Linked DNA regions of Homo sapiens: region 2 is linked to region 1. The links are chromatin loops, found by intact Hi-C in ENCODE. Cell type or tissue: heart left ventricle. All regions are shown on one strand. Links, peaks and the distances in the headings refer to the core of each region. The heading gives the core; the rest is flanking DNA. Region 1 overlaps ZNF680 (zinc finger protein 680). Region 2 has its middle 69 kb from the start of ZNF680.

Region 1 (7,277 bases), core at 3,234-5,733:
TGCCAACTTCCTAATGAAAACTTTGCCCTTGACTTCGGTAATATCAAAAATTGCAGATATATGTGGAAGGAAAATAAACTCTTGGGACCCTGAACTCACTATGCCAAAAGTAAAGCTGGGAACTGGGTCATGCAAAGATTGGCTTCCTTTTATTCCCAAACAGCTGTAATTTCACATGCTTACTTTATCTTGTATAAAATGTAGAGTTACTGAGGGAGAGAGAGAAGGGGGAATGCATGATTGACTTCTCCGACCCCTTTCTTTCTACATGTAAAATATAGATTCACTGAGTGCTAATCAGAGCCTCATGGGAATGTAGCCAATAGCCTCATCACCTACACTCCCTCTTGTTTCCCCCACCCGGCCTTTTTTCTTCCCCTCCCACTTGCTCTTTCCTCTTTAAATACTGAAGTTCCCAAAACATTCTTTGGAAAAAACACAGGACACAGATCCTATTGCGACTTGTGTTTCTTTCTCCCCGGTGTGTCCTCAACATTAACAAAATAAATCTCAAAATTGATTGAAAAAAAAAAAAAGCAACCCCTTTTCTGCCTAAACTTTGCAATCTTTAAAGATTTATAGTTGGTGCTTCCTCCTTTGGAATTCAAATTTTTATTACATAAATCTGTGTTTTATTTTACAAAGTCTAGAAACTGCCTCAAAACAGTAACAACTTCATCTTCAGTAAGACCCTCCCAATCCCCTTCCGTCTTAACCTTAACTACATCTGCCTGTGGGTCCCCAGATTTCCAGGGCCCTGTAGCTTTTCTCAGTATAAAGGCTTCTTCCATGGCTGGGGTGAGCAGCCTGAGACATCTGCAGGGGAGGCTCCCTAGAAAGAGCTGGGTCTTTAATAATCTCCTCCCAGGGTGAGAGAGGACTGAAAACTTACAGGAAATTAGCTCTGATAACAGACCCCCTTTTCCCACAGCTGCCACCCCAGGATTCCCACCCACTCACAAACATACCCATAAATTGATGTGTCCACACTCCTCCCAGGACTAGGCACCACCATCAGGAATTTCACCACAGCATTTTTGATCCTAGTGTTTTTTTTTGCCAAAAATCCACAAAAGTGTTTATAGTCTCCTGCATATCCCCACCCCCAGACACTGAATCTGCAGCAGCAACCTTTTTCCTCCACCAACCAACGGTTCTGTACCACCTGTTCATAATCTCATCTGCCTGCCCGGACACAGAAATAAACAAGTACAGCCCCACCTGGGCCACTATCTGTAGGGCAAACAAGTCCTTCCACCTACATTGCACTATCCTCCACCTGTGGATTTTATTCCTTTTAACTTTTATTTTTGTTTCAGGGTTGGGGGTAAACGTGCGAGTTGTTATATAAGCAAAATTGTGGCATAGGGGTTTGGTGTAGATTATTTTGTTAATGAGGTACTATGCATAGCATAAACAGGTATTTTTTTCTAGTCCTTTCTGTCCTCCTACCCACCACCCTCAACTAGGCCTGTGTCTGTTTTTCCTCTCTTTGTCCTCCGCCTCCGGGGTTCAAGCAATTCTGCCTCAGCCTTCTGAGTAACTGGAACTACAGGTGCATGCAACCACAGCCGGCTAATTTTTGTATTCTTAGTAGAGACAGGGGTTTCACCACATTGGCCAGGCTGGTCTCAAACTCCTGACCTCAAGTGATCTGCCTGCCTCAGCCTCCCAAAGTGCTGGGATTGCAGGCATGAGCCATTGCACCCGGCCTTTTTGGTAAGTTTTTTTTTGTTTTGTTTTTTTTTGTTTTTTTGTTTTTTTGAGACGGACCCTTGCTCTGTCACCCAGGCTGGAGTGCAGTGGCACGATCTTGGCTCACTGCAACCTCTGCCTCCCGGATTCAAGCGATTCTCCAGCCTCAGCCTCCTGAGTAGCTGGGATTACAGGTGCGTGCCAACACACGTGGCTACTTTTTGTATTTTTAGTAGAGACGGGGTTTCACCATGTTGGTCAGGCTGGTCTCGAATTCCTGACCTTGTGATCTGCCTGCCTCAGCCTCCCAAAGTGCTGAGATTACATGTATGAACCACTGCGCCTGGCCTTATGGTAAATTTTTTTTTTTTTTGAGACAGTGTCTCGCTCTGTCGCCCAGTCTGGAGTGCAGTGGCGCGATCTTGGCTCACTGCAAGCTCTACCTCCCAGGTTCATGCCATTCTCCTGCCTCAGCCTCCGGAGTAGCTGGGACTACAGGTGACTGCCACTACGCCTGGCTAATTTTTTTGTATTTTTAGTAGAGACGGGGTTTTACCATGTTTGCCAGGATGGTCTCAATCTCCTGGCCTCGTGATCCGCCCGCCTTGGCCTCCCAAAGTGCTCGGATTACAGGCGTGAGCCACTGTACCCGTCCCGCCTTATGGTAAAATTTTTAAAATTCCTTACAAATTTTGAATAATAGACCTTTGTCAGAAGCATATTTTACAAATATTTTCTTTTTATTGTGTAGGTTGTTTGTTTACTCTATTGATAGTTTGCTTTGCTGTGAAGAAGCTCTTTAGTTTCTTTAGGTCCCATTTATCAAGTTTTGCTTTTGTTGCAATTGCTTTTGGCATCTTCATCATAAAATCTTTGCCAGTTCCTATGTCAATAATATTTTCTTTATCCAATTGACATAGGTATTTTTTAGATTTTCTTTCAGGGTTTTTTACAATTGTATGTTCTACATTTAGGTCTTTAATCACCTGGAGTTGATTTTTTTTTTATATGGTGTAAGGAAAGCATCCAGTTTCAGTCTTTTACATAGTGCTAGCTGGTTATTCCAGCACCATTTATTAAATAGGGAATTCTTCCTGCATTGCTCTTGTGACCTTTGTGGAAGATCAGATGGTTGTAGGTGTGTGGCATGATTTCTGGGCTCTCTTATTCTGTTCCATTGTTCTGTAGTCTGTGTTTGTACCAGTATCATGCTGCTTTGGTTACTCTGTTGTATAATTTGAAGTCAGGTAATGTAATGCCACCTGCTTTGTTCTTTTTGCTTGTGATTGCCTTGGCTATTCAGGTTTTTGGTTTTTTTTCGGTTTCATATAAATTTTAAAATACTTTTTTTTTTTTTTTTTTTTAGTTCCGTGAAGAATGTTATTGGTAGTTTGATAGAAATAGCATTAATTCTGTAAATTTCATTTGGCAGTATGGCCATTTTAATGATATCAGTCTTTTCTATCCATGAGCATAAAATGGCTGCCCATTGGCTTGTGTCATCTCTGACTTCTTTAAGAAGCATTTTGTAATTTTTGTTTTAGAGATTTTTCACCTCCCTGATTAGGTGTATTCCTAGACATTTTATTATTTTTGTGGTTATTGTGAATGGGATTTTTTTTGATTTGGCCTTAGGTTGAATGTTGTTGATGTTCAGAGATGTTACTGATTTTTGTACACTTATTTTGTATCCTGAAACTTCTATTTTCTAGTTTGTGTGCATAGATTTTCTAGTTCATGTGCATAGAAGTGTTCATAGTAGACTTCAATAGTTATTTGTATTTCTGTGGGGTCAGTGGTAGTCATTTCTAATTGTGTTTATTTGGACCTTCTCTTATTTCTTTATTATTGTAGCTAGTGGTTTATCTTATTTTATATATATATATATATTTTTTTTTACAAAGGTTTAATTCCTGGATTTTTTGGTCTCGTATTTTTTTTCTGTTTAAATCTTCAGTTCAGATCTGATTTTGGTTATTTCTTGTCTTTTCCTAGCTTAGGGGTTGGTTTGCTCTTGCTTTCTCTCATTCTTTTATTCATGATGTTAGGTTGTTAAATTGAGATCTTTGTAACTTTTGGATGTGAGCTTTTAGTGCTATAAATTTCTCTTTAACACTGCCTTAGCTGTGTTGCAGAGATTCTGGTATGTTGTATCTTTGTTCTCATTTTTTGCAATGAACTTGATTTCTGCTTTAATTTCATTATTTACTCAAAAGTCATTTAGACTCAGGTGGCATAATTTCCATGTATTTGTATCACTTCAAGTGTTTTTTTTTTTGGTATTGAATTATATTTTTATCAAGCTGTGCTCTGTGTGTGTGGTTGGTGTAATTTTGGAATTTGCTGAGGGTTGTTTTATTTCTGATTGTGTGGTCAATTTTGGAGTATGTGCCACATGGTAATGAGAAGAATGTATAGTATGTTGTTTTTAGATTAAGAGTTTTGTAGGACTGTTTGTCCAAGTGTTGAGTTTAGATCCTGAGTTATTTGTAAATTTTCTGCCCTAATAATCTAACAGGGTCTGTGGGGTGTTGTATCCCACTATTATTGTGTCAGAATCTAAGTCTCTTCATAGGTCTCTAAGAACTTGCTTTATTCATGTACATCCACAGATTTTTTTTTTAATTTTTTTAGTATTTATTGATCATTCTTGGGTGTTTCTCGGAGAGGGGGATTTGGCAGGGTCATAGGACAATAGTGGAGGGAAGGTCAGCAGATAAACATGTGAACAAAGGTCTCTGGTTTTCCTAGGCAGAGGGCCCCGCTGCCTTCCGCAGTGTTTGTGTCCCTGGGTACTTGAGATTAGGGAGTGGTGATGACTCTTAACGAGTATGCCGCCTTCAAGCATCTGTTTAACAAAGCACATCTTGCACCGCCCTTAATCCATTTAACCCTTAGTGGACACAGCACATGTTTCAGAGAGCACGGGGTTGGGGGCAAGGTTATAGATTAACAGCATCCCAAGGCAGAAGAATCTTTGCCAGTACAGAACAAAATGGAGTCTCCCATGTCCACTTCTTTCCACACACAGAAACAATCCGATCTCTCTTTCTTTTCCCCACATTTCCCCCTTTTCTATTCGACAAAAACCGCCATTGTCATCATGGCCCGTTCTCAATGAGCTGTTGGGTACACCTCCCAGACGGGGCAGCCGGTCAGAGGCGCCCCCCCACCTCCCAGACGGGGCAGCGGCCGGGTGGGGGCTGCCCCCCACCTCCTGGACGGGGCAGCTGGCCGGGCTGGGGCTGCCCCCCACCTCCCGGACGGGGCGGCTGCCAGGCGGAGGAGCTCCTCACTTCCCAGACTGGGTGGCCGGTCAGAGACGCTCCTCACTTCCCAGACGGGTTGGCGGCAGGGCAGAGACACTCCTCAGTTCCCAGACGGGGTCGCGGCCGGGCAGAGGCGCTCTTCACATCTCAGACGGGGCGGCGGGGCAGAGGCGCTCCCCACATCCCAGACGATGGGCGGCCGGGCAGAGACGCTCCTCACTTCCTAGACGGGATGACGGCCGGGAAGAGGCGCTCCTCACTTCCCAGACTGGGCGGCCGGGCAGAGGGGCTCCTCACATCCCAGAGGATGGGCGGCCAGGCAGAGACGCTCCTCACTTCCTAGACGGGGTGGCGGCCGGGCAGAGGCTGCAATCTCGGCACTTTGGGAGGCCAAGGCAGGCGGCTGGGAGGTGGAGGTTGTAGCGAGCCGAGATCACGCCACTGCACTCCAGCCTGGGCAACATTGAGCACTGAGTGAGCGAGACTCCGTCTGCAATCCCGGCACCTCGGGAGGCCGTGGCGGGCAGATCACTTGAGGTCAGGAGCTGGAGACCAGCCCGGCCAACACAGCGAAACCCCGTCTCCACCAAAAAATGCGAAAACCAGTCTGGCGTGGCGGCGCGCGCCTGCAATCCCAGGCACTTGGCAGGCTGAGGCAGGAGAATCAGGCAGGGAGGTTGCAGTGAGCCGAGATGGCGGCAGTACAGTCCAGCCTCGGCTTGGCATCAGAGGGAGACAGGAGAGGGAGAGGGCACAGATTTTTTTTTATAACACCTTTCTGTATTCTGCTTTTTCTCTCTGTAAACATTCTTTCAAGTGCACACAGTGTGCCCAAGGCCACTCCTTGGATGCCTGAATCCAGTGTCTACTGAAATTCAGATGTCCAAGACTTCAAGAGCATGTCTAAAGACTTGGCTGTTATAGGAGAAAATAAAAATAAGAGGCTCTATTCTCCTACCTGAAAATAAGGAAGGCTATTAAGGCTATTATCCTCATCTCTCTTTTCTTAAAGCATTTGGATTATGTGTACTTTTTTTCTCTGCTTTATTGAAATATATGTAAATCATATAAATCATATTAATCTAGGTGTAGCTAAATAAACGATTCAGTATATAACAGTGGAGTTGGAGTTGAACCTTGGTTTCTATTTATTACTTCAGAACAATTAGCATTGTCACAGGAAGCATTTGTAGACAACCTACAATCATATACTTTTTTTTTTTTTTTTTTGAGATAGAGTGTTACTTTGTCCCCCAGGCTGGAGTGCAGTGGCGCAGTCTCAGCTCACTGCAACTCCATTTCCCAGGTTCAAGCAATTCTCCTGCCTCATCCTCCTGAGTAGCTGGGACTACAGGCATGTGCTACCACGCCTGGCTAGTTTTTGTATTTTTAGTAGAGACAGGATTTTGCCATGTTGGCCAGGCTGGTCTTGAACTCCTGACCTCAGGTGATCTGCCCATCTTGACCTCCCAAAGTGCTGGGATTACTGGCGTGAGCCACCGTGCCTGGTCAACATTCATATAAATTAAAGAGTATTTTCTACAATAATATAAATATAAGGCCACGACATTTACTTTGAATGAAACCGTTAGTCATTTTAATATTGTTATTTCTACTTTTTAAATATAAAGTGTTTTAACTGAATTATGGTTAAAGAAAATTTTCACAAATCCTACATACATTATGACGAGTACATTAAAATTATTTATATTTAGATACTTATCTCTAATATCCAAATAAAACTTATTACCAAATTGTTACAGTAGATACTAGTCTTACATACTTATTACCTTATCTGGTAGGGATAACTATAAGTAAGCATGAGTTTAGTGTCTTTCATTTCAGTAAGTTAGAATGCTGCTATTAAAGGACAAATAAACACAAATGATGTGACCACCAGAAAACTATAATAGCTCTCCTCTTAGCTGTGTTGCAAGCTCAAATATGTTCCACCATATAAACAAAATCAGATTCTAATTTTTCATCAAAAAGTGCTGGTGGTGACCGAGCACAGTGGCTCACGCCTGTAATCACAGCACTTAGGGAGGCCAACGCGGGTGGATCACTTGAGGTCAGGAGTTGGAGACCAGAATGGCCAACACAGTGAAACCTGTCTCTACTAAAAATACAAAAATTAGCTGGATATGGTGGCAGGTGCCTGTAATTCCATCTACTCTGGAGGCTGAGGCAGGAGAATTGCTTTAACCTGGGAGGCGGAGGGTGCAGTGAGCTGAGATCATGCCACTGCACTCTAACCTGAGTGACAGAACGAGACTCCATTTCAGAAAAAAAGTGCTGGTGGATGTAGTGTGA
Region 2 (7,277 bases), core at 1,585-4,084, 60 kb after region 1:
TGGATGTTAGTTTTGTTTTGTTTTTTAGTGTAGGCTATTGTTTTTAAGATTTTTTTTCTACTTTATGCTGATGTTAAGCTACACAAAGCTTACCAAAAGATTTATTTTATCATATTTATTTTTTACCCAAAGTTACAACACTTAAATATTTAAAGTGACATTCTGGATTCCCATTTTCCAGGTGATGTAGTTTGCATTTATTAGTACTACCTTTCAGTTTTTCCTTATGTGGTGCAAGATTATAAAAATGCCTCCCAGCTGATTTCTTAGGTAACAGCAGAATCTGTTTTCTCAGACAGTAGCATAAGAATTGTTGATATACCACCTTTAGAGGTATTGAACACACTGGATAAATGTGGTGAAATCTGGATTTATCTATAAACTCATTAGAGGCTGACTCATGGCAACACATGTTATAGTTCAATATTTTTGTTTAAATCGTTGAGCCACATCCATCTATATATGTAACACTAAGATTCTAACAGCTCCTTTACACTAAGCCCGAATTCATTTTACCTGGTGATTTGATTTGAAATGTATGAGCTGTATTATATAACTTTCAAATAAGTAATACAAATTCAAAGAATATGGAAAGAAGAGTCATACAGGCACACTGACAGTGAATTGTAATCTGGCAGGTGACAATGATTAACAGGTTGTGCGGATTCAACTAGACCTAAATCCCTGAAACAATATTAAAAGACAGAATTTTTAAATTAAAAACATTGACAATATAATAGGCCTATAATATTTAAAAAAATGTTTACCCATCATCAGTCGATATTAAGTTAAACTAGAAAATTTGGAACACACTATCCAAAAAAAATGAAATAAGTCAACTATCCCCAGGCTTACTCTGATCAAAATAAGACTTCGGCATATTTGAAAACACCAAATTATTATGAAAAATATTCATTTTGAACAGATCTTTTTTATATATTACTTCTAAATAAACCTAATACTAATAGGTTTGATTTATGAAATATTTGTTTATGTCTATCGCTGTAGTTAAAAATTGAGATATTATATAAACATAGTTTAAATAATTTTGATTAAAATATTTGGTGTTTTAATTGAGTACCAGTATTCATACAGTATGGCAAATTCAGGCTTATTGTATAAAACGGCAAAATAGTATTTTACTTTTTGTAAAATGCAAAATGGTATTTTACATTTTTTGACTATTTTGGCATTTTATAAAATAAGCCTACATTTTTGGAGACATTTTTAAAGAAGCCAATCTTTTCTAAAATAAAATTAATACATCAAAAACTAGAGACATAAATGTCGTATACATCGTTTACTGAATCCTACAGTAATCTGTAAAGTTTGTTTGTGTACATCAATGTTAGATTACCTAAAACATAATAAAGTTTCTATTTTACGTTATATTTAATATACAAAAGTCCAAAATATATCCAGACAGACAAAAATTGTGGCTGCCACTTTAAAAAACAATGTTTGTCTGGCCATGGTGGCTCATGCCTGTAAGCCCAACACTTTGGAAGGCCGAGGCAGGCGGATCACTTGAGGTCAGTAGTTTGAGACCAGCCTGGCCAACATGATGAAACCCTGTGTCTACTAAAAGTACAAAAATTAGCTGGGAGTGGTGGCAGGCACCAGTAATCCCACCTACTCGGAAGGCTGAGGCAGGAGAATCGCTTGAACCCGAGAGGCGAGGTTGCAGTGAGCCGAGATCGCGTCACTGCAGTCCAGCCAGGGCAGTAGGGCAACAACTCCATCCCAAATTAAATTAAATTTAAAAAACCAAAGGTTTTAGCACGATAAAGAACGTTAAAATGTAAACTAAACTATGACAGTTTAGATTATGATGAATGACTTTTTATTTGCACTTATGTTAAGAATCACCTTTATTTATTTTTTTGAAACACACAGGAAATGCTGTGGTGGTAACTTGCTGGGTGATGACTGGGATGGTATTTACTATCCTAGGGATGGTGGGGTCCAGTGGACCAGAATCCTCAGCACCTGACCATGTTCACTGCTGTCCTTTCTCTCCCTAAGATTCGTTTCTCAGACTCCATCATCAACTCTGTTTCTATCGTGGCGTGAACGGTTTTTCGCTGCTTTAGCATCTAACTTTGATTTCTGCGAATTTTCGTTGATAGTTTGTTTTTCTTGTCCATCTCTGGTGCTGGCTTTGCTGTTCCACTTTGAGGAGTTCCGGCAGCTTCACCCTCAGCTACTCCAACAGTCCATCCTTTTGGCTCAAACTCTTGCAGTTTCTTTCGGTTCTTCTGTTCCTGGCGTCTGAGATTTGTCAGCAGAGCCTGTTTTTCAGGGAACATGGATACCACCTCCTCCCTCCTGCGGGGTGGCTCCTGCACGTCTAGTGGGCGCTAGTCCCAGCCGCGGCCCAGCCAAGCACAGCGGCAACCGCAGCAGCAGCCGGAGTGCCAGCCCCCGGGGTCGCCCAGGCCAGGGACGCCACGGCTCTAACCCTGGGTCGAGGCCCAGATCGGTGCACAGAAAGCCGATGTCAAGTGGAGCATTTCCCACAGCTGGGCGAGCCCTCCTCAGCCTGCGGAGCCAGTTCCTGCCACCAGCTTCATGCTGCCACTGCCCCCTTTCATTAGAGGGACGCACAGGAAGGCACAGGGGCACAGAGACATCGTGGAAGAGTCCAGGGGAAGGAGGAGGGGCGGGGCCCGTCAGCCTCAGGCCCAGGGCATTGCGGCGCGCCTCATGCCTGAGCAAACATCAGCCACTGTCACCGCGGGGAGGACAGAGGGGCCCAGGCTCCCCCAGCCAGCCTTCCTCTGTGCCAGGAGAGGAGACAACTTTCCTAAAAAGCAGCACAGGGTAGAACCTGCAGATCTGACCCAATTAAGTTTTCGTCCTTTTTAACTCTTTTCTCTTGTTTTGCCTTTTCCTTTCAAATTATGCTCACCTGAAGTCAGATTTCATGTTCCATCTTCATGTGGCAATTTACATGTAATCATAATGGTCACAACTTTAAAAACTTTTTTTGTTTTTTTAATTTGGAGACGGAGTCTCACACTGTCGCCCAGCCTGGTGTACAGTGTCGCGATCTCAGCTCACTGCAACCTCCGACTCCCGGGTTCAAGCAATTCTCAGGCTTCAGCCTCCTGAGTAGCTGGGATTACAGGCATGCGCCACCACGCCTGGCTAATTTTTGTATTTTTAGTAGAGATGGGGTTTTGCAATGTTGTTCAGGCTGGTCTCAAATTCCTGGCCTCAAGTGATCCGCCCAGCTTGGCCTCCCAAAGTGCTAGGATTACAGAAAAATTTTAATTTATTTTACCCAACAGTGCTGGGTTAACATTAAACTTTTAATAGTGCTTTCTGAATGCTACAGTTTATTACCTTTTATTTGATTCTATTAACTAAGCTATAGTAACTAATAATAAAGTCTCAATTTGCATACCTTGACAGTTTACAAAGGGCATGCATTTATTCATTTAACCAATAAATGTGTGTTGAGCATACACAATGTGCCATACTTTTTGCTAGGCTTAGGAAATAAAATGAAGAAAAGAAAGTATTGGTCTCTACTCTCATAAAACTTTCAGGCTGGCTTCATGAAACTCTCACACACTCCTGAGAAGTGGATACCTCTGAAGTCTCTTATTAACCTCCTACCCAAAGTAACCACCATGTGAATTTTGTGTTATTCTTTAATTTATGCATTTTTATCTATAAACCATATACATTTTAGTGTTGCCTGTTTTTTGCGTTTATATACATTTTACCATTTTATATTTGGGACTTGCTTTTTTATTTATAATTTTTTTATTATTTCATGTTGCTTAGCATAGCTGTAGTTGTCCATTTTCACTGCTGCATAGTGTAAATATACATCAATTTATAAATCAATCTTATTGCCAGTGGATATTTGTGAATTCCAATTACTCCATATTTTTACCAACTTAGAATTACTAGACATAATTTTTGACAAAATGGTGAATTAGAAAAGTGTATCATTTATAGTTTTAATTAGCATTTTCATAGTTACTAATGAAGTTGGAATTTTTCATGTTTATTGATCTAATAAGATCTAAGACTTGCCATCTCTCCTATATTTAATGTCTTTTTCTTATTCATAATAGTCTAATAAATAATAGTTATATATATATATATAAAAATATATATAAAAAACTTTTTTTTTTTTTGAGATGAAGTTTCTCTCCTGTTGCCCAGGCTGGAGTGCAATGGTGTGATCTTGGCTCACTGCAACCTCAGCCTCCTGGGTTCAAGTGATTCTTCTGCCTCAGCCTCCCAAGTAGCTGGGATTACAGACACGCACCACCACACCTGGCTAATTTTTTTGTATTTTTAGTAGAGATGGGGTTTCAACACGTTGGCCAGCTGGTCTTGAACTCCTGATTTCAGGTGATCCACTCGCCTCAGCCTCCCAAAGTGCTGGGATTACAGGTGTAAGCCACAGCGCCGGTCTGTAATATATATATTTTTAAATATCAATCTTTTGTAGTATGTCTTTTAAAAATATTTTCTCCCAATTTTGCTTTGCCTTTGCATTATCTGTAGTAAAACATGTTTTTATACATTATTAATAATCAAGTTTAAAATTGATAGTCTAATTTATAAATATTTTTATGCATTATTTTTATCTTGTGCCATGTTTAGAAAATTTTTACCCCAGTTATAATATTTTCCTGTATTTTCTCCTAAAAGTTTTAATTCCTTAATCTATGTGAACAAGTTTTTTGTGTGAGTTGCTTTTCAGGTATCCAGTCTACCTAGGTAGAACCAATTGTTTAGGTACTAGTTTATTGACTAATTCTTCTTTGCAAGTATAATTGTATAACTCATTTCTCATTTTAATCTGTTGACTGGAACCACAGATGCAATAGTTAACAAAAATGTTTACAGCAGCATCATTATCATGTTTATGACATTAAAAAACAAGCTTTTAATAGTTTATTATGTATATTTGCTGTAGTTTATTTTAGATACCTTGTATATTTACAATATAAAATCACATCTTTTATTTCTAGTTTGCTGGAAGGCTTTTACCGAGCTCTTTTCTGTGCCTATTTTATATACATGTATAGATTTTAGTGTTCAACTTATCCTGTACTCCTGAGATAATCTTAGTCATGGAAACTGGGTCTCACAAATCTGTCTCCCCCTTTTGGTTCCTAAATAAGATGGTTACAAGATGAAAGGCTACACACCTCCCCCATATTTTGCACACAAGAAAATTCCTGGTGAGATGTTAAAACTTCACCATGGCAATGCAACTTGATAGCTTATCTTTACAGGTGCAGTCACCCTGGCCCGCCGGACACAAATGCATATCTGATTTTTTTCCTACCCCATTTTGTCTGTTATGTAAAATGCAGATTCCCCACATTTTTCTTCTGCCCCCTTTTATGTAAAAACTGTGTGCTTCTCAATATCCCACCCTTTCCCCTTTAAATTTGGAGCCCTCAAAATCATCTTCAGAAAAAGGCATAGACCTGTCTCCTGGGTGTGTCCTTAACTTTGGCAAATAAATTTCCTAAAATGACTGAGATGTGTTTCGTTGTTTACTTCGACTGACATCTGGTAACCACAGAGGGATCCTGACTGAAAGTGACTTACCTGGCTTGTGGCAGTTCACCTTTCAGTGCTTGGTACCGGCTTGGGCACCTTATGGCCTGAACCGACAGGAAATTTACGGAAGTCTGGGACCCCTTTTCTCCAGGGATCCCTGATTTTCCGCGTTTTTCAGCTGGGGGTCGGAGGTTTATTTGCTGTTAAAAAGACTCTTTTGCTTCTGCATCGGCAGAGAGTCTTCTCCAGCATGGGCCCCATAAGTAGGTAAGAAACTGGTTTGGGATTCTGCCTTGCAAATTCTTCTTTCTCTCGTTCTCTTTCCTTTTTTTTTTTTGTTGTTGTTGTTGTTCTTGTTTTTGAGACTGAGTCTCACTCTATTGCCCAGGCTTGAGTGCAGTGGGGCAATCCGGGCTCACTGCAATCTCCGCCTCCCAGGTTCAAGCGATTCTCCTGCCTCAACCCCCCCAGTAGCTGGAATTACAGGTGCATGCCACCACGCCTGGCTAATTTTTCTTTCTTTTTTTTTTTTTGAGACGGAGTCTCGCTCTGTTGCCCAGCCTGGAGTGCAGTGGTGCAATCTCGGCTAACTGCAACCTCCGCCTCCCAGGTTCAAGCAATTCTCCTGCTTCAGCCTCCCGAGTAGCTGGGATTACAGGCACACAACACCATGCCCGGATAATTTTTGTATTTTTTTTTAGTAGAGACGGGTTTCACCATGTTGGTCAAGCTGGTCTCAAACTCCCGACCCTGTGATCTGCCCGCCTCAGCCTCTCAAAGTGCTGGGATTACAGGCGTAAGCCACTGCACCCGGCCTAATTTTTGTATTTTTAGTAGAGACGGGGTTTCACCATGTTGACCAGGATGGTCTCAATCTCTTGACCTCGTAATCTGCCCACCTCAGCCTCCCAAAGTGCTGGGATTACAGGCATGAGCCACCACACCCAGGTGCAAATTCTTTTAAATGACTGAAATAGCATAATAGCATTAACAACTAGCTGTTGTTAATTTCCTGCCTACACTTAGAGCACTCAGAAACTGTATATTTTGTGTGATTGTTGTTATGCTTAACGTTTTTGTTTTTGTTTTTTGGTGCGTGTGTGTGTTGTGTATGTGTGTGTTTTGGTCCTTTCCCTTATCAGATTTGACCAACTTTGAACCCTCTAGCTCATGAGTTTGTAATCTTCCACTCTGAAGAAATACAGCACCTTGCTCCCCTCAGCCTTTTGGGGCATTCTCAGATGACTGGGAATCATGTGAGGGTGTCTAGGAGAAATGCTCCCTAAAACGTGCAGATGTTCTAAATAGGTTTCCCCTTTCAGAAGAACATATTTAGAATCCAATCTCATCTAGCAGGGGCATATAACGAGCCAAACCCTACTGCACCTTGAGCCCCTGACACATTTGTGCCAAGTAGCTTCGACACAGGTGGACTGAACCGGTTCAGGGGGTAACGGCCCTGAAAAGCTAGGTCTGAAAGCAGCACATTTTGGGTTTGACACATGTCCCTACTTGATCAAATCTGAAGAGGAGCTCTAAATTATGGGGAACAAGGCCTCTAAGACCCCGCGTGCTGCAGAAAATAAGGTTCTGCCTTTGGAAACTCCGCTGGGTATATGCAAAATGCTTATGGTAAATCATCATGCAAACATTTAACTAAGTGGGCCACTGTAACTAAAGCAGATTCTAAATTCCAATGGCCTAAATTGGGATCTTTTGAGATGCCTAAATTAGTG

The links. Hi-C counts contacts between places; a loop is a spot of excess contacts. Peaks named below come from ENCODE experiments on the same cell type or tissue, not always from the same donor. Only the 100,000 strongest peaks of a DNase experiment are listed, where the experiment ranks them.
Region 2: a loop joins it to region 1, with 4 times the contacts of the local background. A loop is called at or near these places in 5 of 110 quality-filtered maps.

Annotation. Positions count from the first base shown.
Region 1 is chr7:64,552,042-64,559,318 of GRCh38, reverse strand. The region is part of intron 1 of ZNF680 (zinc finger protein 680); the gene reads left to right. It also overlaps the pseudogene BNIP3P42. Among named protein-coding and RNA genes, the nearest start is that of ZNF680, 7.4 kb to the left of the region's middle. RefSeq lists enhancers at 1-128, 4,687-5,192. In heart left ventricle, for the core only: no CTCF peak of the experiment used is centred there; no DNase peak of the experiment used is centred there; H3K27ac peaks cover 1,804 bases.
Region 2 is chr7:64,490,464-64,497,740 of GRCh38, reverse strand. No RefSeq gene overlaps it. Among named protein-coding and RNA genes, the nearest start is that of ZNF680, 69 kb to the left of the region's middle. In heart left ventricle, for the core only: no CTCF peak of the experiment used is centred there; no DNase peak of the experiment used is centred there; H3K4me3 peaks cover 821 bases.